Linked DNA regions of Mus musculus: region 2 is linked to region 1. Evidence: chromatin loops called from intact Hi-C (ENCODE). Cell type or tissue: left cerebral cortex. All regions are shown on one strand. Links, peaks and the distances in the headings refer to the core of each region. The heading gives the core; the rest is flanking DNA.

Evidence for each region. Hi-C counts contacts between places; a loop is a spot of excess contacts. Peaks named below come from ENCODE experiments on the same cell type or tissue, not always from the same donor. Only the 100,000 strongest peaks of a DNase experiment are listed, where the experiment ranks them.
Region 2: it touches region 1 in a loop (11-fold over the local background); 4 of 42 quality-filtered maps call a loop at or near these places.

What each region holds. Positions count from the first base shown.
Region 1 is chr9:113,481,190-113,496,364 of GRCm38, forward strand. No RefSeq gene overlaps it. Among named protein-coding and RNA genes, the nearest start is that of Gm36540, 20 kb to the left of the region's middle. In left cerebral cortex, for the core only: a CTCF peak has its summit at 8,095; DNase peaks (open chromatin) are centred at 5,701, 7,650 and 8,045; H3K27ac peaks cover 6,110 bases.
Region 2 is chr9:113,334,558-113,349,732 of GRCm38, forward strand. Gm39436 (predicted gene, 39436) reads right to left here. Exons shown (of 6, transcript NR_165307.1): 5 at 927-1,151. Among named protein-coding and RNA genes, the nearest start is that of Gm39436, 17 kb to the right of the region's middle. In left cerebral cortex, for the core only: a CTCF peak has its summit at 7,661; DNase peaks (open chromatin) are centred at 5,700, 6,491, 7,781 and 8,613; H3K27ac peaks cover 6,799 bases.

The DNA of each region.
Region 1 (15,175 bases), core at 3,663-11,662:
GTCTGGTCATCCCAGACCTGAAGTGATCAGCTAGATCAGCCCCCAACGCCACCTAATGGTTGCCGGGTTCACTGCTGTAGAGATGTGTGTGTGTGTGTGTGTGTGTGTGTGTGTGTGTGTGTATGCTGTAGAGAGATTGGGTGGGTTTTGGCTGCTAAGACGGGTCTCATATATCCCATGCTGGCCTCACACTCACTTTGTAGCTGATTTCCAGTCTCTGCCTTCTGAGTCCTGATTTACAGGTGTGTACCACCATACCTAGTCAGATGCTGAGAATTCTGAAACTCCTTGCCTGCCTTCTGTACCCTCATCGTCCATGTGACTAACGAACTTAGGCTCTGCGGACACAGGCCTGCCCATGCCTATCTCGGCCCTGTTTGTTTTCCTTGCTTCCAGCGTATTTAGGAGACACCACAGCTGGTACACTAGCTATCTCAGGCTTATGAACTGAGGAGTCTCAGAAGGGTAAGAGGAGCAGCTAAGCCCACATTCTGCAAAGCTGGGTGGCTGGCATAGGTCCCTGGTGTACAAAGAAAAGCTACTAAAGTGAAGATAACTTGGCTGGACATCTGACACGTGCCTTTATAGGCTCAGCACCAGCATGACTGCAAGAAACCAAGTCTGTGTTCAGTTGATGCGCGCACACACACACACAAACACACACACACACATACACACAACCCTAGTGTCCACCAGGCAGACTCCAGTTTTAAATGACCCGGAAAAACTCTGCCTCAAAATTTCTGGTTTTGCCCTTTATCCCTCTCTTCTTTTCAAATGATTGTTTTAGTCATGGTCTTACTCTGTGACCCAACTATAACACTCCTGGGCATGTCCTAAGGATATAAACTACCATACTATAGAGATTGGTAAACAACAACTTTACTGTAGCGCCATTCATAATAGACAAGAAACAGGCCTAGATGCCTGCCAGTGAATGACTGGATAGAGAAAGGATGGTACATACACATAATGGAGCCTAGAGAACCACAAAGACAAAGGAAATTATAGCACTTGCAGGAAAATGGATGCAATTGGAAACCATCTTGTTAAGCAAAATAAGCCAGCAAAATAAAACACAAATACATACACTCACATCTGCATACTCCTAAAACACACACATGAACAAAATGTCAAAGAGTTTAATGTCTTCAAGCTGGATGAAACCATGATGAGCAATGATAGCTATCCTGGCTGAGATGGCAGACCAGCCTTGCTCCTGAACAGGAAGGGAATAGCAGGTGGGAAAACATGGCCCCAAGGTGCCCAAGGACCTCACTACATAGGCAATGACAGATTGAAGTGTGTGTGTGTGTGTGTGTGTGTGTGTGTGTATGTATATGTGTATGTATGTATGTGTATGTATGTATGTATGTGTATGTATGTATATGTATGTATGTGTGCATGCATATATGAACCTGTATATGTATGTGTGTATGTATGTATGTATGTATGTATGTATGTATGTGTGTATATGTATCTATGTATGTATGTGTGTATATGTATGTATGTATGTATGTGTGTATGTATGCATATATGAACCTGTATATGTATGTGTGTATGTATCTATGTATGTATATATGTGTGTATGTATGCGTGCATTTGTGTATGTGTGTGTATATGTATGTATGAATCTGTGTGTATATGTATGTATGTGTGTATATGTATGTTGTGTGTATATGTATGTATGTGTGCATGTATGTATGAATCTATGTATGCATGTATGTGTCTATGTATGTGTGTATGTATGTATGTATGTATATATGTATATATGTGTGTATGTGTATATATGCATGTATCTGTGTATGTATATGTGTATGTATGTATATATGTGTATGTATGCATGTATCTGTGTATTATGTATGTGTGTATGTATATATGAGTATGTATGTGTATACATGTATTATGTGTATATATGTATGTGTGCATGTATGTATGAATCTCTGTATGTATGCGTGTGTATGTATGTATATATGTATTTGTGTATGTGTGTTATGTATGTATATGTGTGTATATATATGTGTGTATATATCATATATGTGTGTGTATGTATCTGTGTGTGTATGTGAGTATGCAGGTGTGTATGTGTGCATGTATGTATATGTGTGTGTATGTATCTGTGTGTGTATGTATCTGTGTGTGTATGTGAGTATGCAGGTGTGTATGTGTATGTATATGTATATATATGTGTATGTGTGTATGTGTGTATGTATGTATGTATGTATGTATGTATGTATATGTGGTACAGTTCTCTATCCTCCAACTACTACATTCTTTCTACCCCTCCTCTGTGATGTTCCCTGAGCCTTGGAACACAGAATTATATAAGCATCCTGATTAGGGCAAATCACTCCAGCATCCCTTGTTCTTGGCATTTTGATCAGTTATGAGTCTCTGCATTAACGGCTCCTGACAGTGATAAGAATCTTGTCCGTGAAGGCTGAAAGCAGCACTAATCTCTTGTCAGAAACATGAGCATGCAGAAGGCAATTTGATAACATGTCCATTTACTGAAACAACAGCAATGGGGGTCTCTCTAGGACCTATGGCCTCCCAAAACACAAGTTCTAGACCATGTTCACAGTAACAGGTAAGGGTTCCTTTCTTTGGAGTTGGCATCAAAACAATTCATATAGTGGTTGGTTAACTACATAATCATTATGCCACTATTGTGCCTGTGCCACTTTTAATTTTTAAGACAGCATCTCTCACTGGCCTGGCTCTGATCAAATCTAGATTAAATGGCCATCAAGCCCCCAAGGATCTGTTTATCTCTACCTCCCAAGCACCAGAATTACAATTGTACACAGAAAGAGAAAGAGAGAAACAGAGACAGAGACACAGAGACAGACAGACAGACAGACAGTCACTTATTTTTTATGTGAGTTCTAGGGGTTGGTCCTCCTGGGTTCTCATGCTTAACCTCTAAGTATCTTACTGACTAAGCTATCTTCCTGGCCTAAGACACTTTCTTTCTTTGAATCTGCTCCTCCCTTTGAGTTTGCTCCCTGCCCCTCCAGCTCTTTCCACCCCTTCTTACTTACAGATGGGTACTGGACAGCCAAAACACCTTCAGATTCTCCAATGCCATGCAGTTTTTAAATGTCAGTCTCTAAAGGGCACCTCTGCCAATGGTTCAGCCACATTGCAGGAATTTAATTACCTAGACGAAGTACACTCAAAGAAATGTGTGTAGGCTTTTTTTTTTCTTTCCACATCTCTACTTCATTTTGTATTTTTTCCCTTCTAATTGAAATTAATTTCCCTTGCTGTTTTGTGATACAAAACACCTGGATAGGGTTATTATTCTGGAAAGGCAATTATAAAATTAAAAGGATAGCCATGATTTGGAGATCCTAAATTGCAGGTGGCAGTGACACCCAGCACACACAAAGGGGAAAACATTTGCAAATGCAAGCTAAATTCTCCCACAAAGAAACTTCCACAGTCCTACAAAAGCCTCAGATCAGTGGATACCCACAAGGCACCACTGATAGGGTAAGTTGGGTATTGTGGTTCACTGCCTAGATGCCCCCTCAAGACTAAATACTCCTCTACATGCTATAGAGAGGTGACTCCTAGCTGGTAAGTAGAGGTCCCTCGCCCAAGGTCCCACAGTGGAATCTTCTGAGGATTTGGTGTGGGTGTGGGTATGGGTGTGGGTGTGTGCATGCACACATGGGAAGTCAGAGGACGACTTTCAGTCCATGAATCCCAGGGATGACTCCAGCTTCAGGCTTGCATAGAAAGTGTTTTTACCCACGGAGCCATCTCCCCTGCCCTCTCTTATGGACTTTACTGAGACGACGTCACAACCTTCCACTCTGCCCACAACTATCTCCTTCTCTGCCTTCCACAGATGTGGATCCCAGAGTGTCCCATACACAGCCTCCTAAAACCCAGGGTCATTTCAGAATCAGCTTCGCAGGGAACCCCACCTGGGATTGAGAGGAGAATCATGGTTTTCTTTTAAAAATTAATCTGATATGCAGGATACCTGATATTTGACCCCTGTAACAGAGCCATCTGACCCTCAAAGGACTGATAACCCCACAGGTTTAGAACCCCCGTCCTCAGGCATCTCCCTAGAGCAGACAGTCAGCATCATACAATGAAAGACAAAGAGAAGGCTGGGGAACAGAAGCCCTAAAGAAAAAAAAAGCCTACGTGTCTGTCTCAGACACATCAGGATGCTGCAACAAAATGCCACACACTGGTGGCCTAAAAGGCACAAATTACTTTCTCATTTCCCACAGGGCTAAGAAGATCCAAAGTAATCAAGGCAAAGGCAAATTTGCATCCTGAGAAGGACTTGCTCTCCGGTGTCGTCTTCTGGTTCTTATTGTCTGTCTCTCTTCTCACGTAGCCTAATCTTGTCATGCAGGCTCCACCTTATAAACCTGTCTAAACAGACTTATATCCCAAGGGCCTTACTTCCAACAGGAGGTTAGGCCTCCGCATAGGAACGCTCAGTTCATAACAACAGCCTCTTGAGCAGTCCTCTGTGAAGATAATTTTCCATATCAGACCCTTAATAAGGGTTGATTGGCTAATTTTCCAATGACGTCTCTAATACAGATAAGCACAGAATCCAGAAATTAGACCTGCAGTTGGCTGAGGTCAACCCTGCTGCTGTCTGCCTTAGTAAACAAGCTATACCCCCAGTGGTAGGCAGTCTTGGGAGTCAGGGGACCCTGGAACATCTGCTAAGACACTGCTTCTTGGCATGTCTACTAGAGTCTCTTCAGAACATGGACATTTGATTCCATGAGTGGGTAAGACCCATCCTCACTGATTGTAGGTGGGCATCTTATGGCACAGAGGTAGAGTAAAGGTGGATCCTGGAGCTGGGGCACCTCTCTCATCCTTCCCTGAACATCAGAAGCTCAGACTTTTAAGCCATTGGCTTCCTCAGTCCTGGGGCCACTGGATCTGAACAAAGCCACGTTTAGTTTCTCTGAAAGGCCAGCTTATAACGCCTCGGCCTCCATTAGCCACGTGAGACAATTGCCATAGGGAATTTCCTCTCAGAGATTAGATGAGGCATAAGGTGTAGACATGCTGGCTTGGTTTTGGGGACCTTCCCTCCCGTCTGAGCAACCCCAGGCTCAGTTCACACCTAGCTCGTGCTTGGCTCTTGTTTTATTTTCTCTGTCAGTGTCTAAACCAAACTCGGTGCTCCACTTCATTCTCACCAAAGCCTCTGACTTGTGAATGGCTTGAAGAAACAAAAGGGAAGGGTCCCAGTTAGGGTTATAATTGCTACAACAAAACATCATGGCTGAAGGAAACTTGCGGAGGAAAGAGTTTACTGGGCTTATAGGTTCCATACAGCCTGCTTCCATCAGGGAAAGGCAAGGTGAGAAAGGCAGGAACCTGGAGGGCAAACCTAATGTACTTTGCTTTAAGTAAGGAGAACACTGCTTACTGGTGTGCACCCTGGGGCTTTCAGCCTGCTCTCTTATACACCCAGGACCACCCACCCAGGGGCAGCCCCACCCACAGTGAGCTGGTCCCACCCATGTCAGTCATTAATCAAGACTGGCCTACAGGTGATAGGATGGGGACATTTTCTCAATTATGTTTCTTCTTTCCAGATAACTTTAGCTTGTGCCACATTGACAAAGAGCTAGCCCGTGCATGAAATCACCATAGAAAAGCAGATGGAAGAGCCTCGCCTCCCTTTCCTTGTGCCAAACCCCACAGCAATGGATCACTACTGCCTCACATTTCCCCGGGGAAACAAACAAGGAACAAAGAAAATCTTTGTGCCTACAAAACAGTAAGTTCCTCCCAGCTGTGGGGACCCAGTCTCTAAAACTGGAATCTAGAATACGCAGCGTTGACTGTTGGGATAAAATATTATACTCGAGACTGCTCTGAAGCCAAGAACATGGTGTCAGCCCTGGCCTTCCTCATTCTGGTGACCAGAGACATTGAAATAACCCAGGGGTCATCCTTCTCAAAACAGCCTTTCAACACAAGAGTGGACAAAGGTTCTAATGGCTTCCCCAGCCTGAGACAATGAGAATGGTAGATGGTAGAACTTTGAAGTGGGTTTATATTGGGGGGATAAGAAAACAGGTCTTTGAGATTAAAGCCAGTAAGGGAAATCAAAGGTGATGTGCTGTGGTGATCACAAGACACAATGCTGGTTACCATGAAGAAGAGCTTCCAGGGCTGAGCTTCTGAAGGGGTGTGTGTGTGTGTGTGTGTCTGTGTGTGTGTCTGTCTGTCTGTGTGTGTGTGTGTGTGTGTGTGTGTGTCTGTGTGCATGTCTGTGTGCATGTCTGAGTGTGTGCCTGTGTGTATGTCGGTGAGTGTCTGTGTGTGTGTGTTTGTGAGTCTGTGTGAAGGTATGTGTGAAGGTGTGTGAAAGTATGTATGCAAATGTGTGTGCAAGTGTCTGTGTACAATATTTGCACCACAGATCTTCACATCTCACATCCAGAGTCTGTCTACTCACCAGTCACTCAAAATGAATCCCCTCCTAGCCATTTTCTGGAAAGCGAGATTGGCAACTGTTCCTTTACCCAGATAGCTTATAGTACAGACAACCTAAGGGCAGACGTTACCATAAGGCCTGAGTAAAGTCTTTCTGGAAGTTCTGGGAGGTTTATAATTCAGAGAAGACAAGTGGAGTTCGGTTTTGGACACTGGCTGTCTAAGGGGTGTTGAAAAGAGAGTCCCAGGGGTCCCTTGCTGGCAGGGTCTGGGTCCTGGGCTGGATCCTCATTCACACTGTGCTCAGAGCTGACATATCGTATCAGGAAAAAGTAGTCAGGCAGCTTCCATTCCAGCTCCATCAAGCCTCTGTCGTCCTTCACACTCAGAGGGTCTTATTCAGGGTCAACATGAATAGAGAATGATGTCGACTCCAGTTGGGTCTGAAATGATGAGGATCTGGTGCACAAGACAAGGTAAGATTACAGCCTTTCCTGAGGTCCTGTGACCGCAGGCCACTCTCCCCTCGGTCATACATGAGGATGCATGTGTACTAAATCATGAGGCTGGAAGTACAGCACCACACCTGTACACGTGTCATGTGTTCCCCTAGCACAGAGGCTGGTGTGAAGCAGGAGCCCTCAGCCCACCGTGGATGGAAGCAGTGATCGCTCTTGTTCTCCAGCTTCATTAGGGCTCTCACACCCTCTCGGCAAGACACTGATGTAGGGGAAAGCAGTGATCTCTGCTAAGCCCACTTTTCCTCAGTGGAAAGCTTGTTTGGGGGACCAGAGAAACTTGGTCATTGTGATATGAAGTTGGAGAAGGAGCACAGATCTCCGACGCCAGCCAGCCTGTGGGGGCTTTTCTCTTCCCCTTTATCCAACCATCTCACAGCCAGCTGCAGGATGGGGGTGTGGCTTTCTCAAGGTGGAGCCCAGAAAGCCTAAGGTGCTCAACCACCTGCTCCCTCCCTCCCTCCTTTTCTCTCTGTGCTGGACCAGAAGCCATCAGCCAGACTCTACCTCCACTCTTCAAAGTTTGACCAAACTTTGCCATTTCTACATTTTCGCAATTTTCTATAATAAGCCTGCACTGGTTTTATAATGGGGAAAAAACCCACTCTACACTGCTCAAAATAAACTCGTTTCCTAAGGTGACAAGAAGACTCTCCACCCTCACTGTGCATGGCTGCAATTCCAGGGAGTTTATTTTGGCACCGAAAACGCCCACTCCAGAGTCCATATGGCCTGAGCATAAGTAAGTTGTAGTCTACTTTTTAAAGGACCACGCACAGACTCACTCTGCACTTCAAATAGGAAGACGAATTTATCAAGATCCCTTTTTTATTTTTTTGGAGAGGGGAAGTGAGAAAAGAAAGTCCAAAAGATCTACAAAAGTAGAGCTTTCTCCTGTATGTTATCCCTAGAGAACATGTGTGTGCATGTGTGCATACATGTGTGTATGCATGTATGCATGACACCAAGGACCAACCAAAGCAAGTCTCCACTTTCTGATGATGCCTATGTAGGAATCAATTGGACCAGCTTGGGGATGTGACCCACAGCTCTCCAGAGAGGGTGGCAGGTATTAGACCTGGGATCTGCAGGGTGATGGTAATCTTTGTCTGCAATGCTGAATCTCAAAGGAAGGAAACAGGGGGCCAGCAATATCGCTGGGGGTCGCTGTTGGAGAGCTCAGCTATTCACAAAGAGCTGGATGCCACATGCAGATTAAAATCCATCATAAAGCAAAAACACTGAAATTTCATTTCTGAAAATTCACAACTCCTTTTTCTTGTTCAATTTGAAACAAGGTCTCACACTTCAGCTCAGGCTGTCCTGGAACTCACTAAGTTCCCATGGCTTCAAACTGATGACAATCCTCCTGCCTCAGCCTTCTGAGCCTGAGGATTATAGATACCACAGGTCGCCATGCTTTTCTCGCTGTCGTCTTTCTAAAGCAGCACCAAACCTCTGTGAGTAATCAGAACTTCCTTCCACCTATCATGTAAACTTTAGGATTTGGGTTCTTTGTTGTTGATAAATTACATAGAAAAAGAACCTGGCTCTTGCAGCCTACTCCCACCCCCACCCACCCACCACCACCACCCCCCACCCCCACTCCCACCCCCACATGGCCAAGGCTTCATATCGGCCTGTGTGTTTCCTGTTGCGCCAGATGTGAAGTTGGGGTCACCAGCCACTGCCACTAAAATGACTCTCTTCCTTCCCACTCCCTGGCAGCTTAGCTTTGCCCTCAGCCTAGCCTTTGAGACAACACCAAGCATTTCAAATCAGCTCATTCCCCCACGCAGCTTACACTGAGTCTCATGGTTCATTGCCTAAACTCTGGTCACGTGCTCATTTCTCACCTCTCAAAACAGGGTCTCACACCCACTTGCTGCTTTTCCACCATACCACCAGCACCTTGAGGAAAAGAAGAGTGCAGGTAGAAGATGACCACCTTCAGAATAAACAAAAATGAAATAGCTCCTGCCTAGTCTTACCCTTATTTTTTATTTAAGCCTGTACAAAGAATATGTGGATAGAAACACATGCACGAGACCCATAACTGGGTGGACACACATGCATGGGACCCATCCACAGTGTAACTAGCACACTGTTCATATGTTTTGTTGGAAGCGTTGGATAATAATAAAGAACAAATTTGGTGCAGGTTGGTGGTAGCTGTTAGTGGTGGTGTTGCATATGTGGTATATATGCACATGTATCCACATGTGTGTGTAACTGTTTTCACATGTAGAGAACACAGAAAAGCATCGACTCTCCTGCTCCACCACTCCCCACCTTTTTCCCTTGAGATAGGATCTCTCACTGGACCTGGAGCTAGAATGATGGCCAACAAGGTCCATCAGCCCTCCTGCCCCCTACAGTGCTGGGATTACAAGCACAAATGTAGACATACCCTTCTCTTTACACAAACTCAGGTTCATGCTTATACACTGCCTTTGTTAGAGTTTCCACCAATGTGAAGAGACACCATGGCCACAGCAACCCTTATAGAGGCAGACATTTAATTGGAGCTGGCTTACAGTTCAGAGGTTTAGTCCATTATCATCATGGCAGATAACATGTAACAAGCAGGCAAACATGGTATTGGAGAGTTAGCTGAGGGTTCTGATGGTACCTCCTAGGAGTGACACTCCCTATGGACCTATGAGGGCCATTTTACTCAAACCCACATATACTCGGTGCTCTTAACTACTGAGTCATCTTTCCCGTCTCTAGGTATTTATTAAGCCACTGCAATTTCTAAGGTGAAGTAGTTTCATCCTTATAGGAGAAGCAGTGGTGGCCACCTCTATGTAAACACCAGGGCTGCACAGCTGCAAAGGCATCTCCTGCAGGGGCGGTGGGGGGGGGGGGGGGACGGGACTCACCGAGCACTGCCTGAGAGACCAAGGGTTGTTGATGCAGACAGTGCTAGCCAATCGGGAACTACTATTTAGAAGAGATCCTTTCTTGGGACCAATGGGGCACGGGTGGAGCAGAAAGAGTTGGGCAACAAGTAGTCCAGTGCACAGGTAGCACATCCCTAAGGCTTGAAATGTGCCAATGGCACAGACAACAGTAACCGAGGAAAATTCAAGGTATGTGTTCTGGGTAGGAATTTCCAAAGGTCACTGTGGCCAAATCTCTCATTTCCAAACAGGTATTTGGCTTCTAAGAGTTGGTGGAAAGCAACCAGGCAAAATCTATATTTAAACAGAGATTTAGGCTGAGGCTAGGAAGGCAAAGGGATGGATGGTAACTATGTGAAAGGGGAACTATCAGTGCACAGCACATCCTAGATGCTTAATCAAGCACAGATGTTTTCTTAAACCAATGATTAAGAAAAAAAAATTGATTCCATCCATTTGCCTGCAAAACTCAGGATGTCCTCATTCTTAATAGCTGAGTAGTATTCCATTGTGTAAATGAACCATATTTTCTGTATCCATTCTTCTCTTCTATTGTGGGACATCTAGGTTGTTTCCAGCTTTTGACTATCACAAAGAAGGCCACTATGAACATAGTGGAACACGTGCTCCTGTCGCATGGTGGAGCATCTTTTGGGTATATACCCAAGAGTGGTATCGCTGGGTGTTCAAGTAGATCTATTTCCAATTTTCAGAGGAACCTCCAGTTTCATTTCTAAAGTGGTTGTACAAGTTTGCAATCTCACCAGCAGTGGAGGAGTGTTCCTCTTTCACTACATCCTCTCCAACATGTGTTGTCACCTGAGGTTTTGATCTTAGCCATTCTCATTGGTGTAAGGTAGACGACTCTTAGGGTTGTTTTGATATGCATTTCTCTGATCACTAAGGACTTTGAACATTTCTTTAACTGTTTCTCAGCCATTCGAGATTCCTCAGTTGTGAATTCTCAGTTTAGTTCTATAACCCATTTTTTTCATTGGTTGTTTGATGTTTGGGTGGTTAGCCTCTTGAGTTCTTTATATATTTTGGATATTAGCCCTCTCTCGGATGTGGGGTTAGTGAAGATTTTTTCCCCCAATCGGTAGGTTGCTGATTGACCCAAAAAAGACATGCATGGTATAAGTAAATGTTTTGGGGGTGGAGTGCCGAATACCCAAGATACAGCCCACAGAACTCAAAAAGGTCAACAAGCTGAAGGACTTAAGTGAAGACATCTCAGTCCAACTTGGAAGAGAGAAGAAAGCAATCGCAAGTGGGGAAGGATATGGGAGGGAAAGGGGGAAATGGGGGCAGAGAGGGGAACATGATCAGGTATTGGGTGGGGAAAAAGGACTGAAATCCCTGAGAGCCAGCAGAAAGAATGAAAACAGGCAACCTCGGGAGATAGAAGGCTGGGGGGACCCTCCAGAATGTACTAGAGACCTGGGAGGTGAGGGACTCTCAGGACTCAAAGAGAGAGATCGAAGATGAAATGGCCTATATTGAGAGGGAACTTGTAGAGCCCACCTCCAGTAGAAAGACAGGGCATCAAGTGAGGGATGGGGTTGCCATCCCATAGTCAAAACTCTGACCCATAATTGTTCCTGCCTGAAAGAACTGTAGGGATGGAAATAGAGAGGAGCCTGAGGAAAAGAAGGTCCAGCGACAGGCCCAAAGTGGGTTCCAACTCAAGGGGAGGTCCCAAGGCCTGACACTATTACTGAGGCTATGGAGCGCTCACAAATAGGGACCTATCATGGTTGCCCTCCAAAAGACCCAAGCAGCTGAAAGAGTCAGATGCAGATATTTGGACAGAAGCTGCTGACTCCTGTGGCTGAATTAGGGAAAAGCTGAAAGAAGCTGAGGAGAAGGGCGACCATATAGGAGGACCAGCAGTCTTAATTAATCTGGACCCCTGAGATCTCTCAGATACTAGAACACCAACCAGGCAACATATACCAGCTGATATGAGGCCCCAAACACATACACAGCAGAGGACTGCCAGATCTGGATTTAGTCAGAGAAGATGTACCTAACCCTCAAGAGACTGGAGGCCCCAGGGAGTTTAGAGGTCTGGTGGGGTAGGGTGGGGGGGTGAGGCCATCCTCGTGAAGACAGGGGGTCAGGGAGGAAGTATAGGATGTGGAGCAGTTGGAGGGTGGACAAGGAGGGGAATAAAATCTGAAGTTTAAAATAAATAAATAAATAAATAAATAAATAAATAAATAAAAGAAGGTATGAAGAAAGAAAGAAAGAAAGAAAGAAAGAAAGAAAGAAAGAAAGAAAGAAAGAAAGAAAGGAAGGAAGGAAGGAAGGAAGGAAGGAAGGAAGAAAGAAAGAAAGAAAGAAAGAAAGAAAGAAAGAAAGAAAGAAAGAGGAAAAGGAAGAAAAGAAAAGAAGGGAAGAGAAGAGAAAAGAAAAGAAAAGAAAAGAAAAGAAAAGAAAAGAAAAGAAAAGAAAAGAAAAGAAAAAAGAAAAGAAAAGAAAAATATTGGAAAGTGAGGAGTAAGAACTTAAGCAACAAGTTCTTCCATTGGATAGTCAAAGTGACCATGCCATGACAGATAGCAATACAGGGCCACTGCACCCTCAAGCTACAACATTCAAGGATGTGCGAAGACCCTCTTATGCAAAAATAGAGGGATCGGTATATCAAAGTGCAATCATTAAATCTGCCAAAAAGATATTCTTGCAAATCATGGCTTGGTGTATTACTGATGAAGTACCATTTATTATAGGCATGAGTAATATGCATGTTTCATGCCAGTAGACAAAGCCCTTCATGCATAGCCTCTGGAAAGCCAAATAGAGATAGGAATGGGGCAAGAAATCAAAGGTTTGTTCACACCACAAACCTTGAGCATTGCTACTCTTGCAGAGGACTAAGGTGTGCTCCTCCATATTCACATGGTGGTTCACAACCATCTGTAACTCCAGTCTCAGGGGATTCAACATCTACTCTGGTTTATGTGGGCACCAGGCATGCATATGGTGCATAGGCACACATGGAGACAAAACACTCACACACATACAGATATACGTACAGGTTTGTGTCCCCTACCTTCAGGATCCACCACCACCACCACCACCACCACCACCACCACCACCACTACCCCTGTTATCTTCACAAACACCTGAGGTGGCTCTATACACTCTGGTTTGAGATGGTTTGAGAGCCACTGGAAAACTAAGCCACAAACAAGCCAGTTACACGCATACCTGGTTTTTCTTTCGGTTTTGGTGTGGGGTGTGTGTGTGTGTGTGTGTGGTTTTGTTTTTAGCTATTAATGGAACACAAGAGGTCTCTCGAGCCCATGAGAGAAAGAAAGCTCCCCTTGAGGATGGCATAAGCAATGCCTTTATCTGTTATCTGTGCTACAGCCGCAGGGCCTTCACATAGGATGCTCTTCTGGCTAATGTTCTTTTTTATCCAGGGTATGTGGTGCTGGAGATTGAACCCTGGGTCTTTCATATGCTAGGCAAGCACTGTTCAAACTGAGCTATATCCACAGCCTGAGGTTGTTTTGTAAGATTGCAGTAATGTAGTGACACATTTCCTAGTGACCCTCGACTCACACCTTCTCTTTCCATGACTTGTCATTACATGCATATCTATTTTTAAATATGTAAATATAACCTGCCCAGTCTGTATAATGTTCTTTATGTGTGTTTTCGGGACTGGACATTTGGTACTAGATAACCAAGTGATGTGCTCTCCCTTAGGGGATGCTCTTTCTCCCCTTCTCAGCACTTCTTAGCTACCTGTAGTTCTCTGTGGAAAGCTGAGGCCTCTCCAGCTTCCCCTCATTTGCATTAGCATGTCTGTTGGTGGTGTCCTTGATCAACTCACGTTCAGGCAGTCGCATTGGTGAGACACTGTGGGTGCAGCTTTTGGCAGTCCTAGGAGATGCAATCTCACAGCACATCCCCTGATCCTCTGATTCTTAGGATCTTTCTGCCCCTCTTCCGCAGTGTCCCCTGAGCTTTAGATGTGGGAATTGTTTAGTAGATGTATTTGTCCATTGGGACTGGGCTCAGCAACTCATTTTGACTGGTTGTTGTTTTCTGTAATGGCCTCTGTCAATTGCAAAAAGAAGTTTCTTTGCTGAGGGGTGTGGACTACACTTACCTGTGGGTAAAAGGTCAATTATTTGGAATGTAGTCGGGGGCTACAATGGTTTAGTAAAGTGGCTATTGTAGGTTCTCCTCCAAGATCTGTGGCCTCCCTAACTCTGGGTATTTGGCTAGGTTTCCAATGCTAGGTATGAGTTCCCGCTTGTTGATCGGGTCTTAAGTCCAATTAGGGATGCATGAGGTTTTATCTCCAAAAATAAAAACATAAATAACACCAAGTCAGCACACATTTGTTATAATCGACTTTTGAGTATTTTGTTTCAGTCTTAATAAGTAAATTGAAGCTATACACTATAGAGCTGTGTGCAAACCTGTAGCATCTGATATTTTTGTGCTATCAAAAAGCAATAAAGCATAGCAGCCAAGAAGTTCATAAAAATAGAGATGTCACAGATGTAAAAGAACTACAGAAGATTGATCAAACGAATATAAGACGTGCTCATCCCACCCAGAGAAAACGCATTTCTTTCCATCTTAAGATGGAAATCTTTCAGGGAATGTACCCAGCTCCGTGTTACAATAGAGAACAGCATCTTAAATGAGATGTTATATGTCAAAACACAACAGAAAAATATTAATATGTATAAGCAGCACTAAAGAATATGGATCAAAAGATCCTACAGAATTGAAGACGTTGTAAAATATTTGGCCCTATAGATATATGTAAAACTTGGAAAAATCAGAGCAACCTGTAAATAAAACTATACATAATGGATGTAATTGAGGGACAGATACATGAGATTTATTGCACTATTCTAATTTATATATGATTTACTTTCTCCATGAGGCAGTGTTTTTAAATGCCATGGATAAAATTAAAGGACAAATGAAAATTATTGCCACATATGGTTAATAAGGAAGCTAATTCATGTCATCTAAGAAATTTCTTACATTTCATCTTTAAAAATGTATCTGTTGATGTTCTTAAAACTAGGTGAGTTGGCATTTAGCTCAGTTTATAGAGCGTCTGCTCAGCATGCAGGAAGCCCTGGGTGCAACTACCATAGCACAGCAAGCAGAGCCCAGTGGAACGTGCCTGTCATCCCAGCACTCCTCATCCCAGCACTCATCCCAGCACTCATCCCAGCACTCCTCATCCCAGCACTCCTCATCCCAGCACTCCTCATCCCAGCACTCATCCCAGCACTCATCCCAGCACTCATCCCAGCACTCCTC
Region 2 (15,175 bases), core at 3,963-11,962, 150 kb before region 1:
GGCTTAAGTGACCCTCCTGTCTCAGCCTCACAGTTAGATTAGGAAAACCACACTAACAAACACTAGGGCTGACTCCTCATAATCCTCAGACATTATGAGAACCAGTAATTGGAATATTTAAAGACACAAACGTGGTCCTCCTTTAATTTATATTCCATTCGTGTGTGCAGGGAGTGTACTAGGACAAAGCAATTTAAACTATTCTTTCATCAAATCGTGACAAGAAATACAGATGTTTATTGTAGCTGTCCACATTCTACAAAAGGGAGATGGGTGCCTGCATTAAAGCGATTGGCTCAAGGTCATGCAGTTAGCAGGTCAGATGTAGGAAATTGAGACCTGGATCCTTCTGACACACTGAGCTTCCTCCAACACACTCCATGTTCTGTCAGGGTACTTAAAACACCACTGACACTGGTGAATCATAAATCATGCTATGAGACGCTACAGACACCAGAGCAGAGACTGACTCTTAGGAGCAATGTATGAAGTTATCAGTGCTGCTGTGGCAATCTCAATCACAGCAGAGTAATACAGAAACGCATAAACCTTGCCATGAGCTCTCCTCCTCTCAGAGTTTCTCACCAAACAAACTTGGGGCTTCCAGGCTGTACCTGGAAACCACATTATATTCTTGCAAGTCCACTTTTAACTTCCTTCTTTCTCTCCCTTGAATAAAGATGACTCCCAATCCAGAGACTGCTTACTCATAATCTATCCTTCCAGGAAGCAACTAGAATTGAGAACTGCAGGAACTCTGGCTCATTCACCCATCATAAGGTAAAAAGATGTTGCACAAGGTACCCACCTCTCTAAGGAGCACTGGCTGCTACTCCCGGGCAGAGAAAAGTTCATGTTTATGTTGGAGATTGCTAATATCCACTTCCTCCTGGTCTCCACATTGTTCAGTGTCTTCTTGTACATACCTGTGCCATTATAAATGATGCTTGTCAACCAGATGGACGAGGAGGATGTTCCTGACATCAGTTACTTCTATGCAACTGGCTTACGTAGATCATGGTTGAGTGGTGGGCAGTGTGGACTGGGTTCAGAAGACAGCAATGTCTGGACTTGAATGGTGGCCCTTCTGTCATGCTCTCTTTCCTTTGGTTGTCTAGCATAAGGAAGGAGTCCCAGTCTTTTTTCTGATGCTGAAACAACAACAACAAACCACCCCAACATAAAGAAACTTGGAAGGAAAGTGTCTGCTTTTGATCACAATTCAATGTTACAGTCCATTGTTGAGAAGTCACAGCACACAGCTGGTCGCATCACATCCACAATCAAAAGCAGAGAGGAATGTGCCCATACATTCTCTCTTGCAAGTGCTCAGCTCCATATTCAGTTCATCTCTAAGAATGATGGCGCCCACAGTGGGCTATGTCTTCCTGAATCAATTAATCATGACAGTCCCCTATAGGTATGTCTATAGACCTACCCAAAGAAGACAGTCTCTCATTGACACTCCCTTCCCATGTAATTCTAAGTTGTATCAAGTTGACAGTTAAAGCTCTTCATCACAGATGGCATGATGCAAAAGAAAACCCTTCGTCAAAAGAAGCCATGAACACAACCGTAGGCTCACTTTGGTTGAGGACTAATCAAGCGACATACCTCTATTATTTGAAGCCATAAATTGGGTGCTGTGCTCCAGTCATAATCCCAAGCCCTTTCCATTCTTAAACTTCAAGATGGACTTCCAGCTGTCCTTGCTGGTGGACTTTCCTCAAGAAAGCACACCTTCAAGAGTGTGACATGCTGGAAAGGAAGTACTGTCTTACTTCCAAAACAGTCAAATAAATTAAGCCCCAACCCATGACTGGCAGGAGTGGGTATGTAAACACCAGAGGGAGCAAAGCCTGGGGCTTGTAGTCTTTTTGTTTCCCAGAATGTCCCTGAGGATGGGGTCTGGTCACTCTCATAGGAAGCTGGAACATTGGCTTGTTAACGCATCCTTTCTTGGCTGCCTTCCTCTCTCTATCTCACTGTTCCAGCTTTGTCTTTAAAAGAAAGCTTTTCTTCCTTTCTTATGTTTACATAACACCACTCCCACCAAGCATGGGTAGTGGCTTATTTTATTTGACTGTTTTGAAAGTTCTAATTCCCTAGCATTTCCCACTCTTGAAAGTGTGTTATGGTTTTCAGACAGCATCTTACTACATAGACCAGATAGCCTCAAACTCACAATCCTCCTGCCCCAGCCTCTCAAGTACTTGAGATACAGGTAGAAGCCACCACAACCAAGTCACTTTTTTCATTCCAAATAAAACATCATGCCTAAAACCTTCCCTTGAAGACTGCTTTCCAAAAACTAAGACAACACAGTATCCCTACCTGTTAGTTGAATACAAATCTAAGTATCCCTGCCTGTTAGTTGAATATGACCCCCAAAGGATACAGAATCTCCTGGGTAATCCAAGGAGACACTTACTGCTATCTAGAAGGAGGGTCAGAGGTGTATGGGGAGCCAAAAGCATTCTACAGCTCACCTAGTACAGACAGGCATACCTAAGTCTCTCTCACACTCATCTACATACAAAGGATTGAACTTGTCAACCTGAGTTCTGAGACTTAGGGCTCTTCAGGCAGAGTTTTAATGAGCATAGACATATCAGATGACCAGAGACCTGAGACAATCTGGATTTTGTCAACCCTTCTGCTACATTTTTGCATTATTCTGAAAAACTTCCATTGAAACCTGTTGGCATTGGTTAACAGGGTAATCACTGACAGAGGACAGCCAGATGCCACGGGGTAACTCACATCAGGACCAGCTTCTCACATGAGGTCAAGGGTAAGCACAACATTTAGGCCTGGAATTGACATATCTAGGCTGTGGCATGTCAGTCAATACCTTACCACCTCCCTCTGGTGACATCTAAACCACCATCCCTAGAAATCACCAGATCCCCTGTCAGCCTGCCTCCTCCTGAGAGCAGTGTCTACCCCACTATCTCTTTCATACACACCATAGCTACTGATAAAGCCTTCTTAGCAAATCACAATCACATGACCATGTAAGCCCTAGAGGCCTAAGTGCCCTGCTATGACATGTGACTTTGTCCACTCTGGACCTTATCACAGAAGAAAGAGGAGGAAGAGAAGGCAGAAAAGAAGGAAGAAGAAAAAAGAAAAAGGAGGAAGAAGAAAGGAGGAAGATGAAAAGGAAGAGAAAGAGGAGGAGAAGGAGAGGAGGAAGAGGAGGAAATTAGGAAGAAGAGGAAGAAATAGAGGAAGAAGAAGAAGAAGAGGAAAAAATGGGAGAGGGAGAGGGAGAGGGAGAAGGAAGAAGGAGAAGGAAGAAGAAGAAGAAGAAGAAGAAGAAGAAGAAGAAGAAGAAGAAGAAGAAGAAGAAGAAGAAGAAGAAGAAGAAGAAGAAGAAGAAGAAGAAGAAGAAACCATAGTTTAGCCTCTGACCATCTCAGAACAGCACCAAAACCAGATAAACTTAGTTTATAGTTCATAAAGAGCCTTGAATCTGAATCATGGCACAAGTTTGAGTTTTCATGGTTCCAAATATGAGGTTTATTTTAAGCCATGAGTAATTTAAAGATGGGTCATTCATCCCTCAAGTCCTGAAATTTCTCATTGAGGATGACAACCCATATCCATACTACTGGGGACAATTAGGAAAGAGGGTTCAACGCCGTAGAATGTGTGTGTATGTGTGTGTGTGTGTGTTGCACATTCTCCAGAAGGCCCAAGGCCCACTGCTCCAGCCCTTGATGTGCTAATGCAAGGTCTCCCTAGTTCACAGCCATTTCCCTTTCTGCAGTCATCAGACATTTATTTTATAATATTTTTAATTTTATTGTTTTAGATATTGTCTTTATTTACATTTCAAATATTATCCCTTTCCTAGTTTCCCCTCTGAAAATCCCCTATCCCCTATACAATGCCCCTGCTCCCCAACCCGCCCACTCCCACTTCTTGGCCCTTGCATTCCCCTATACTGGGGCATAGAACTTCACAAGACCAAGGCCCTCTCCTCCCATTGATGGCTGGCTAGGCCATCCTCTGTTACATATGCAGCTAGAGACATGAGTCCCATCATGTGTTTTCTTTGATTGGTGGTTCAGTCCCAGGGACCTCTGGGGGTACTGGTTAGTTCATATTGTTGTTCCTCCTATGGGGCTGCAGACCTCTTCAGCTCCTTAGGTACTTTCTCTAGCTCCTTCATTAGGAACCCTGTGCTCTGTCCAATGGATGACTGTGAGTATCCACTTCTGTATTTGCCAGGCACTGGCAGAGCCTCTCAGGAGACAGCTATAACAGGCTCCTGTCAGCAAAATCTTGTTGGCATCTGCAATAGTGACTGGGTTTGGTGGTTGAACTCACACACCTATGGTCACTTGATCTTAATTTTATTTTTAAACTATATATTTATTCTTTGAGAATTTCACATGTGTACGAAAGGGATTTTGATCATATCCACCCCTCACTCCCCACCCCCACCCAGATTCCACACCCACATCTCCCTCCCAACTTCACGTCCTCTTTTTAGCCACAGAATCCAGTTAATGTTGACCTTGTGTATGTGTGTGGGGTCTGACACTGGACGGAGGATGACCAACCTTCCAGGGACCTCATCTCTGAAGGAAAGCGACCATCCTTCCTGGAGGAGCAGCCCTCGGTGGCTTATAGATCCTCTGCTGTCAGTGAGGCTCCTGTCCATGCTGGAAAGCTTGTCAGGCTTGACCTTGTGTGGGTAGCTGTGAGTTCATAAGTACAGCAGCCTTGTCAAGACCAGCAGACTGCCCTCCCTAGCCTCTAGCTCTTACAGTCCTCCCCCCTCTTCCAGAATGATCTGTTTATTGATTTGTAATTAGCCTACAAAGTAACCAGTTTCCCTAACGTCAATTTTGTTTAGCCCCAACACATTCTCTTTCCCCTCAACTGTATCTTTTTGGCCCTTGTATTCTTCACTTTAACATCTTACTTTTTATAGTCTTCCCTACCTACCCTCTCTGATAGCGTCTTTTAGCCCCCTCTCTGGCCCCTTTCTGGTCTCCTAGGCTCAGCCTACATTCGCTGCCACCTAGATAAACATATATTATAGTCAAGCTATGATCCATATATGAGAAAAAATGAATTATTTGTCTTTCTGAGCCTGGATCATCTCCTGTAATATCATGCTTTCTAGGTCCACTCATTTCCCTGCAAAGTTCGTAATTTTATTTTGCCCTTGTGACTAAATAAAATTCTACTGCCAATCATTTTAAGAAGCCCACCTTTCCTTTATCCATCCCTTACAGAAATGTGCTTTAAGGTGCTATGAAAACAGAGAAATTTTTTTTGGCACCATGATAGCAAACTTAAAACCAGAAGAAAGTTTTATAGGTCACCTGGCATCTTGTTTAATTTTTCTTGTCAACCTGACACAACACAGGGCACTCCTGGAAGGAGGAAGCCTCATTGAAGAACTTCCCAGCTCAACTTCATCTGTGGCTATGTCTAGGGGTCATGATCCTGGTTGCTAATTAATATAGGAGGGCCCAGCCCACCATGGGCAGCACCATTCCTAGGCAGGTGGTTCTGGGCTCCACAAGAAAGCCAGTGGGCTGAAGTAAGTAAGCAACCTTCCTCCATGGTCTCTGCTTATGCTTCTTGCTCTGTCTCTGGTTTTCAGTGCCTGTCAGGATCCTCCATCTACCAGCTGCTCTACTGAGCAACTTCCTCCGATCAAGGAGCTCTCAGTGTGTGAGTCATCAGGAGCATCATCCCACCTTCAACGTGTTTTGTTTCAGTGCACTTCCTTACTGCTCGTCCAGCAGCATCTGAACAACATGACTGCTAGAGATAATGTATAAAGGCATTGTAGAAAGCACCAGCAACACCCTCATTTGTTCATTTATATTTTTTATACCTAGTTTATTTGTGTGTATGGACCACGCGAGCATGTGTGTGCTCTCTCATGTGTGTGGGTGTGCAAGTTCCACAGTGCATGGAAAAGTCAGAGGACAGCTAACGAGTAGTCAGTCAGTTCTCTCCTTCCAACCACATAAGTCCAATGGGTCGTCAAGCTTGGCTGCAGTTGCTTTGACCCACAGAGCCGTTTCACCAACCTTCATTTGGCTAACAAATAATTCATGAGCACCTTGTACATGCTAGATACTGTTCCAGCCACTGGAGATAATGCTGACCAAGAAAAGTCCCCTGTCTCAGGAAGCTGACCCTGCCTTCAGAGAAACCAGTCATAGGCATAGGATGTCAGAAGATGACGACCATTGTGAAAAAAAAAATCAAGCAGGCTAAGAGAAGCAGTGCAGAGAGGATGGGACCCAGGGATGGTGCTTTATTTCAAATCCTCAAAGATAATCTCTCTCCGAGGAGGTGACATTTGAATAGAAACAAAATGGAATGCCAGACAAGCACTCTCGTCTGGGGAAGAAAACAGTGTGGGCAGGGAGAATGGAAGGTGGGAGGGAATCAGTGAGTCAGAGAGTCAGGAGGAGGCCAAGTGTGGACAGAGAGCCTCCCTTTGCTGCCCTTGGAGGCGGAGAATGGGCAGACCCAAAGCACTAAAGTGTTCAGTGAGGAGTCTTCAGAGAATTTGGAAACAGCCACGTGGTGGCACCCCCGAGGATTTTGAAGAGTTGCATGGACAGCTCCAGGCAAGGAGGCTGCTGAAGAAACAAGCCAGTAAGGAAGCAACTGAAGTAATCATGACAGCGAGCAGTGAGAGGAGAAGGAGCCACACTCTGGGAATCGCTTTGGAAGTGGGCACACCAGCTGAGAGGTGAACAGGAAGTCACGCTTGGCTCTACCACTTTGACCCAAGAAACAGAGTATAGTGAGAAAGTTGTGGCCAGGGTGAATCAGGCAGACAGAAAAGAACGTCCATTCTGATTGGGGACACAAGCTTGACAGAGCCGGCCTTTGGGTAGAGACTGGTGCTGACTTTTTTATTTGTTTTGTTTTGTTTTTTCGAGACAGGGTTCCTCTTTCAAGTTTGGTCCTCCTAAGAAAAGTTGACACAAGGCAGCACATTCAAAAATCATCACACATGTGACTTGTCATCAAAGCCATGAGCACCTCCATGATCAAACTTCTGGATTTTTCTAAGTAGCTACATTTGATGCACTGGTTGATAGGATCAGAATATAGAATAATCGAAACCTCTATCTCAAGAGCCCATATTGCCAAACCAGAAAGGCTTCCAAACCTACACAAAATCATTTTACTAGTTCTACTCATGGAATCAGACAAATATGAAGTATGTGTGAGCATGAAGAGGTAAAGGTGACCGAGGGAGGGGATTTAGACCAAAACCACCTAGAGGTGTACAGTAGGGTATACCCAGTGGCAACTCATACACACAGAGAGGCATATGGAAGGATAGGTGCAAGATGACTATGGATAGATGGATAGACAGGCAGACAGACAGACATGGGCAGGCAGACTTGCAATGGGCATGGATACTTGATTTGCCACAAGGAATATGTCCATTTCAAGATTCTGCCCCCCGTTGTCCTCATTTAACTCAGTACTTTCAAATTTATCTTCCTGTGTCTATTCCTTGCTTGTCCCAACCCAAAATTCCATTTTTAAGCTCACTCTTGTCAACCAGACTTGCAAGAGCAGTATTTTATGCGCTAACTTGTGATCTGTTATTACTTTCAAAGATGACACTGGGTTTCTCACCTGGTGTGCTCCAGAATGACAGAAAAGAGGCCTCTAGTGGGGAAACGAGATTTTCATAGTTTAAACCCTAAAAATAACAGTCCTATAACACTGAATCTCATTACCAAGCAGCAAGTGCTGTCAATGCTCTTCATCGCTGGTGTTCACGAGACACATCCCAGAGCCCACGTACTGACACCTACCCACTAAACACACACACACACACACACACACACACACAGAGAGAGAGAGAGAGAGAGAGAGACTCCCAAGCTATGCTGTTACCTCTGGTAAACCCAAGGAGTGTGCGCCAGATCAAGACTCCCGTCCTGTTGTGTTATTACAATTCACTGCCTAGGAAATGAGTCTGTGGCTGCAAGCCCTTCAGTTCCCTGTATGGCAGATTTGGGCAGAACTGGTGGGTGTAAATGAATGCAGCTGCACGGCTGGACTGTGAGGAGGAGGAGGGAGAGGCAGACCCAGGGTAAATTAGAGGAAGAGAAAACGAGAGCAAGAGGCATGGCCCAACTCCCTCCAGCTTCCTTGGTCACTGTTCTCCCATGGTCAGCCCTAAACAGATAATGACAACGTTTCCACATGTGCAGCTAAATCGTTATTCTCTGGAGAAGCCTAAAAGTTCAACCGGCAGGCTGGTAAACATTCCTGAATCTTTAGCCGGCAGTGGAAGGGATGTAAAAATCAGCATTTTATCCATCACTGGACTGACCTCCCTTGGCCTCAGGCGGGAGATATTTACAAGAAGATAATGAAAACATATGAGCAAGGAGGACCAGCTGTGCCAGTACACGCATGCTTAGGTCCTGCTCCGCTGTGCTAGTAAAGGCTCTTGAAGGTCTCATGGGAGAAACAATACCTAAGGAATCTTTGGGGGACATTCCATAGGAAAAACATCACTATACACACCACACTGGAGCAGGCACTTTTACTCCCTAACTCCCCCACCCCTTCCTGAGGGCTTTCTAGAAAACCAAAGCTCCTTATTCTGAAAATCCCTGAATTAGTAGAATACACATTAGCAGAGAGCACATGGTTGGTAGGTGGGAGGTAGGTAGATACATAGATACCTACATGTATGCATACACATACACACATACATAAATTCATGGGCAGATTGGTTATTCAGTTATCCAGATCCAATAACACTTGATAACCTATGTTCTAAAGCAGTGCCAACATCCATGGGGCACTATGGCATTTGCAAATGACTTCTCAGCCCTCCCCCACAGAATGCCCTCAACAGGCTCTGGAGAAGCAAGATGGGTGCTTTCCACTTCACAGTCAAGAAGCAAATGGCCAGAGTTAAGGCATCAGGGGTTGCATTGGACACTCTCACACTGCTGCAACCACAACACCTGACAGAAACAAGTTGAGGGAGTGTGCTAGCTTGACCTATGCATCTACACCATGGCCCAGAGTGAAAGGAAATCAGAAAGGGACTCCAGAAAGAACCTGAAGCAGGAACTGAAGCAAAAGCCATGGAAGAACACTGCTCAGTGGCTTGCTTGCTTCATGGCTTGCCCAACTTGCTTTTTTTATACAACCCAGGACCACCTGCCTAGGAATGGTACCGCCCACAGTGGGCTGAGCCCTCTCACATCAATCACTGATCAAGGAAATACTCCACAGATTTGCCCACAGGCCAATCTAATGGATACATTCCTCAACAGAGTTTCTCTGTTCCCAGATAACTCTAGTTTATGTCAAGTTGACCAAAACATACATACAAACAAAAACAACAAAAACAAAAACAAAAAACAAAAAACCTAAGCAGCACAGGGGGAATATTTTTGGGCTCATGGTCCCAAAGGGATTTCTATCCATCCCAGAAAGGAAGACATAGCAGAAAACTTCATTCGAGGCCACCAGAGAGTGTGGCAAAGGTTCCTCACAACACCATAGATCAAAAAGCATAGGGTCTAAAGGGCCCAGGGGCAGAGCTATGATCCTCAAAGGCCCACGGGTAGTGACCTGCTTCCATTAGCTATGTCCCACCTCCTGGTGGTTCTGCAATCTCCCAAAAGAGCATCACCTGCTGGGGACATTCAGATTGAAAACTTAACAAGAGCTGAAGTCAGTGTGTAAGGCACAGCAGGACAGTCGTTGCTGGTCCCAAGACTGCTGTCCACCTGAAAACACTATGGTAGCTTGCCTTTCTTTGTGGGAAGAAGTGGAGAGGGAGGAAGCAGACAGACCTGACCATTATGAGTATGAATTTGTTAATCCCTCCAAAGGTCTTCTTGTCTTTAAACTCAGTTGTTCCTGCAGAGGCCATGGGCATGCATAGAGGCAGAGAACAGGAGATGCCAGGTGCAGAGCCTGTCAAGGAGTCGGGAAATGTTCATTTCCTTGGCTTCATCCCAACTCCCCCAGCACTAGTCTCCATGACCACAACACTGAGCCCCTTAATGTCACCATTACTCTGATGGCAATTACAGCAACCTGTCTCCCATGTTAGCTATGTACCAGGCAATGGGCTGGGTTCACATCTGATACCTCCATGCTTTGTCTCACTGTGAGTCTACCATGATCCTAGGAGATAATCTACAAGCTGCTTTATTTGAAGGCAAGAACAAAATAAACATGCTAAATCTCAGACCAGCCATCCCATAATGGGGATCAGTCTCTGCCTCAGCCTGGTCTCGGCATCTCTGGCTGAGTGTTCACGCCTCTGGTCTAGCCACTGGTCCTCGGTGCCTTCATCAGTCTCCTCCTCCATCTCTGATCCAGCTGACCTGAGACACCTTCAAACTAGGAGTGTGAGACCTGTACCAACTGCTTTCTGGTCCTGTTTTATAAGGATCCTGCCTAGAGTAGGATCTCACACACCAGCAGACTTTAGAAGGCCATGTCTTCCATACCTCATACCTTTGCAGAGTCCCCTTCCACTAATTATGAACTGATGCGTGGGGGTACTGGAAGAATACCCTGGTGGTGCTTCTGTGCCTGTTCTAAGCAGAACGGAGCAGGGGCCTGGAGAGATGTGCCATGGTTAAAAGCATGGGCTGCTCTCCCAGAAGACCCTGGATTCATTCCCAGCACCTACATGCCAACTAAACAACTGTCTGCAAGTAACTGCATGGAACTGTGTAGTTCCATGGATCTGATGCCTTCTTCTGGATTCTACAGGCATGGCATGCACAAAATACACAAATATACATGTAAGCAAAATACCTACACACTTAAAACATACATACATACATACATACATACATACATACATACATACATGCCATTTCCAGGGTTTCTGCTTTTGTGCTCCTTTGCTTGCTCTGAGCTCCCCTGTCAGAGATTTCACACCTTGCTGATCTTGAGTGGTCTGTGAAGATGGAAGGGGCCCTGAAGCCACACAGCAAAGCAGAAGACAGCTGTGAGCCCAGCTGAGTCCTTGCAGCCTGTCCCCAGCCACTAGAACCTTCGTAGTTAAGGCAGGAGATTTGAAGGTGTCTTTGACAGCAATGGAGTCTTTCTTGGCTCTTGATAAACTTAGCTTGTGGTCTAGGGTCCTGTAAAACTCAGTGTCCTCCAAAGCCACTAGGACAGGTGGCTTTTGTGTCCTTGTCTAGAGAATTCAAAGGATGAAATACACAGACCATAAAGGGGAAGGGGGGTTTAAAGAGAAGTTTATTGTGGATTCTTAGGTCGGGCTTAAGAGAAACAGAAAGCAGCACTTCTGTAGCAGGATTGAGTCCTGGCAATGGGATACCCTCGCTGCTGCCCCAGATTTTTAAAGGATTTATGGTAAAGACCGGGGTGAGGTATGGTCCAGTTGGTCGACCATGTGCTGTGTGGTAGCCTCCTCTCCTCTCAGTTTCGTTCATGTCCACGTGTACAGCTTCCAGGCAGGAGAGATGGCTCTGCAGTTACCAGCACTGAGTGCTCTTCCAGAGGTATCAAGTTCAACTCCCAGTCCTGGCATGGTGGCTCACAACCAACTGTAAAACAAAACTTCCAGGCAAGGCCAAGGGACAAGAACTAGAGAAGCAGAATTTCCTGTTATCCTCCCTCCCTCCAGCAAGGGCATTCTCTGAGCTGCTGCTCTGCCCTTTCCGGCCAGCTTTATCTTCTGTCCTCATCACTGGGCAGTGGAAGAACAGAGGACATCTCTGCCCAGCAGACAGCAAATGAAACCAAGATATTCCACCCCTGCTGTGCTCTGTCCAGATTCCAGACCCTCAGTACCAGAAGAAACAGACAACTCACTGCTCTGCTAACTCCTGGTGAGAGTTTGCCACAGAGCCATCCATCTATCCGTAACACCCAGGCCCATGTGTTATTTACATAAAACCTAGAGTCAATGTGCTAAGCATCCAGTTCAATCCGGTGATGTCCATAAACTCCTTTGGATCTCACTTCAGTCCCCTGTGTGGTTATGACTTAAAATGCTACTAGACACCGAGAGCCCATCCCCTGGTTCTCAGCTCCAGTCGAGAACTAAGGCATTACAAAGCCGGCAGGCAATTATCTATCGTGGGCTGGTACATAACAGAAGCAGCCTGGCGCTAGCCCACACTGGGAGAGACATTAGTGGAGCGGGGCTAAAGGGAGGCTGCCCAGCAGCCGCCTGTTCTCAGTGGGGCCTCTCGCCAATCCCGATGTCCACCCACACAGCATTCAACAAAAAAAGTTCCAGGGACTGTGGCCATCATGTCCGTCTGAATTGTGATCCGGATTTGTACACTCTGGGGCGGTTTGATAAAAACGCAAGTAAGAAAAATATCCAATATCACTGCCAGCAAGACACAAAAGGCTATATCGGTTCCCAATTTAAAAATAATAACTCCATCGTTTGGCCCCCTCTGGAGTGGTTCAATCAGATCCAGCCCGTTTCTCATGTTTAATGTCTGGTATAATGACTAGGCTTAATTTTAGTGGAAGATTTCTGCATAAGAAATGGGGGAGAAGAATTTGTAATTCCCCAGAATTAGAATTGATGTCACTGGACTCTTAAAATATGCATATCATCTGAAAATGTATCAAGGGTAAAGAACCTGACAGACTCAGCTAACGGGGCTGGCAAGCGTACCTCAGAGGGGCATCGGTTTGAAGTCGTCGCTGTAAGCCATGATGTAGGTGACAGTAAGAAATTGACTCAAGGTGTTGCAATTCTTTTTAAGAACTCAGAAAATCCCTTCATTAGGACTTAATTGATTTCTCCAGAAAGGCTTTCTCATAAAGGAAGCTGCCCTATGTTAGGTTCTTCGATCGAAGGTCCAGTGGTCTGAGTGCCTGTTAGCTGTCAAGCACCCTGATCTACCCTGGGCCTTCCCAGTAAGTAGAGCACAGAACTGGCCCTGCAGAGTTTGCTGGCTTATCCAGCAGCTCTCTCTCTCTCTCTCTCTCTCTCTCTCTCTCTCTCTCTCTCTGTGTGTGTGTGTGTGTGTGTGTGTGTGTGTGTGTGTGTGTGCAGAAGAGGAGGAGTCAGAAGTACCATCAGCTGGGGGCCTATGGTTCCTCAGACCCCAGGTCTCCTCAATTCCTGTGGTTCAATTAAGGAGGCAATTCCTATGTGGCCTCCAGACGCCCCAAATCAAATTCTAATTGAGTTTCAGGGCACACAGACAGATACTGGGCCCAGAAGCAGATTAGAATCACAAACTGCAGAGTCCCTTTATCCTTTCAGCCTGTTTCCTTGTCTGTAAAATGGGAACAAATCTTACTTCAGAAGGCTTTTAAGAAACACAAGGGAAGGTGAGACAGTTTAGTTCCATTTTACAGATGCTCAGTGCCAGACAAAGACTTAAAACTACATACAAACGAGGAACTAAAAACTCCCCCGGGAAGGCCAGTTGGGGAGTAGAGGATGGAAGAGGAGACCAAGCAAAGGTACAAAGTCAGGAGGCTGCCACAGAGAGGACATTCAGCCTGAACCTGGGAGGGAGGAGCATGGCAGGCGGACATTCACACTCCGGTGTCTTGTAGCCAGTTGATGTTTTCATGGGGCTGGGCAGAAAGCCCACATTCCCCCAGCACTTTAGATTACGTGCAGGACTGAGCACAGGAGCTCCAGTAACCAGAGCACAGGAGTCTCCAATCAATGACACAAGGAGTCTAGCTGTTTAGGATCAAGTTGGCCTGGTGATAGAAGCCAGGGGCTCAGGTGGGATGCCTACAGCATCCTTTTGGACCTGTAGTACCTTCTCCCCGGCTCCTTAGAAAGCCAACACATTCCAGCTCTTCACGTTACAATCAAAGCAAGTCCTTGGGGTTTTTCTTACTTGCTGCTCAGAATCCTGCTTTGTAGCAATAGCAAGAGAAGGGCTGATGTAACACATAAGTTCTCCATACCTACAACCAGAGACAGAACCAGTACTGGGTATGGAGTAATAGCTACATGCTAGAATCTCTGCAGTTTTTTGCCCAAGTGAAAGGTGCCTAACCTAGGATTGCTTGACATTAGCAATGAGATCTCCATGGCCAGAAGAGCCTCTGTCTCACAAACTTTAGGGCAGTGTCCTAGCCCACACACTTCCTTCACGGCCATTTTCATGACTAGTTGTCACCTCATGAGGGAGCTGACACTCTCAAAGAATACCTTTAAGATCCACTGGGATTAGGCCAGCACATAGTTCAATGGAGCCCCGTGCCTTCTACGGGGGGGGGGGGGGGAGATATAATTTAACACAAGTCCAAGGCCTCAACCAATAGGCTCAAGAAAATCCAGTGTTTATAGAGAATCAGATAAGTGCTACCAACTTAATCCAAGATTTGTTTTTAATTTTATAAACTTTATTATTTAAAAAGTACATGCAAATAAATAAAACACCGTACTCCATAATAAACCAGATTCAAAGCCTATACTGAATGCAGGTGATGTATGTGAGTTATGAAAAAGAACATGAAGTTAATTGGTTTTCTGACTCTCTCCTGGAGTCTTAGGTTGGGGGGGCAGGTAGTTAAGTGCATGAACTTATGTGATAACACAAGTATAGAATTTAATGTGAAGCTCTGTAGCCTCTCCCAAATGCCTACCTTTCTGTGAAGGAGTTCACTGAGTTCTCACTGAGAATTTAACAGACTCATTCTAGTAACAAGGATCAAAACTAACATCTTATGACTTTTACTTAAGGAATATACTTTGGTAGTCTGCATTGATGAAGGAAGCTGAAATCTCAAAGGCTTGGTCTGTAGGAAGACAAGGATGCTAAGAGGTAACTCAAGCACTCTGTCTCTAATGCATTAAAATGTTGTAGGTTGGGATGAGTAGATAGAGAAAAGAAGGGATGGATCTGAAAAAAGACAGCAATGTAAGCATGGTCCTGCACATCTGTAATAGCAACACAGGGTGGGGCGGGGAGAAGAGGCAGGAGGATGACCATAAGTTCAAGGCCAGCCTGGTCTATGTATGGAGTCCCACAGAAGCCAGAGCTATAGAATGAAACTTTGTCTCCAGAGCTGAGATGGTTCAGCTGGTAAAGTTCTTCCCTCACAGGGATGAGAGTCAGTTTGGAGTCTTACTGGCCATGTAGACAAGCTGGCCATGGTGGCACACGTGTAGTCCCAGCACTGAGGGGAGGAGATGGGTAGAGCACTG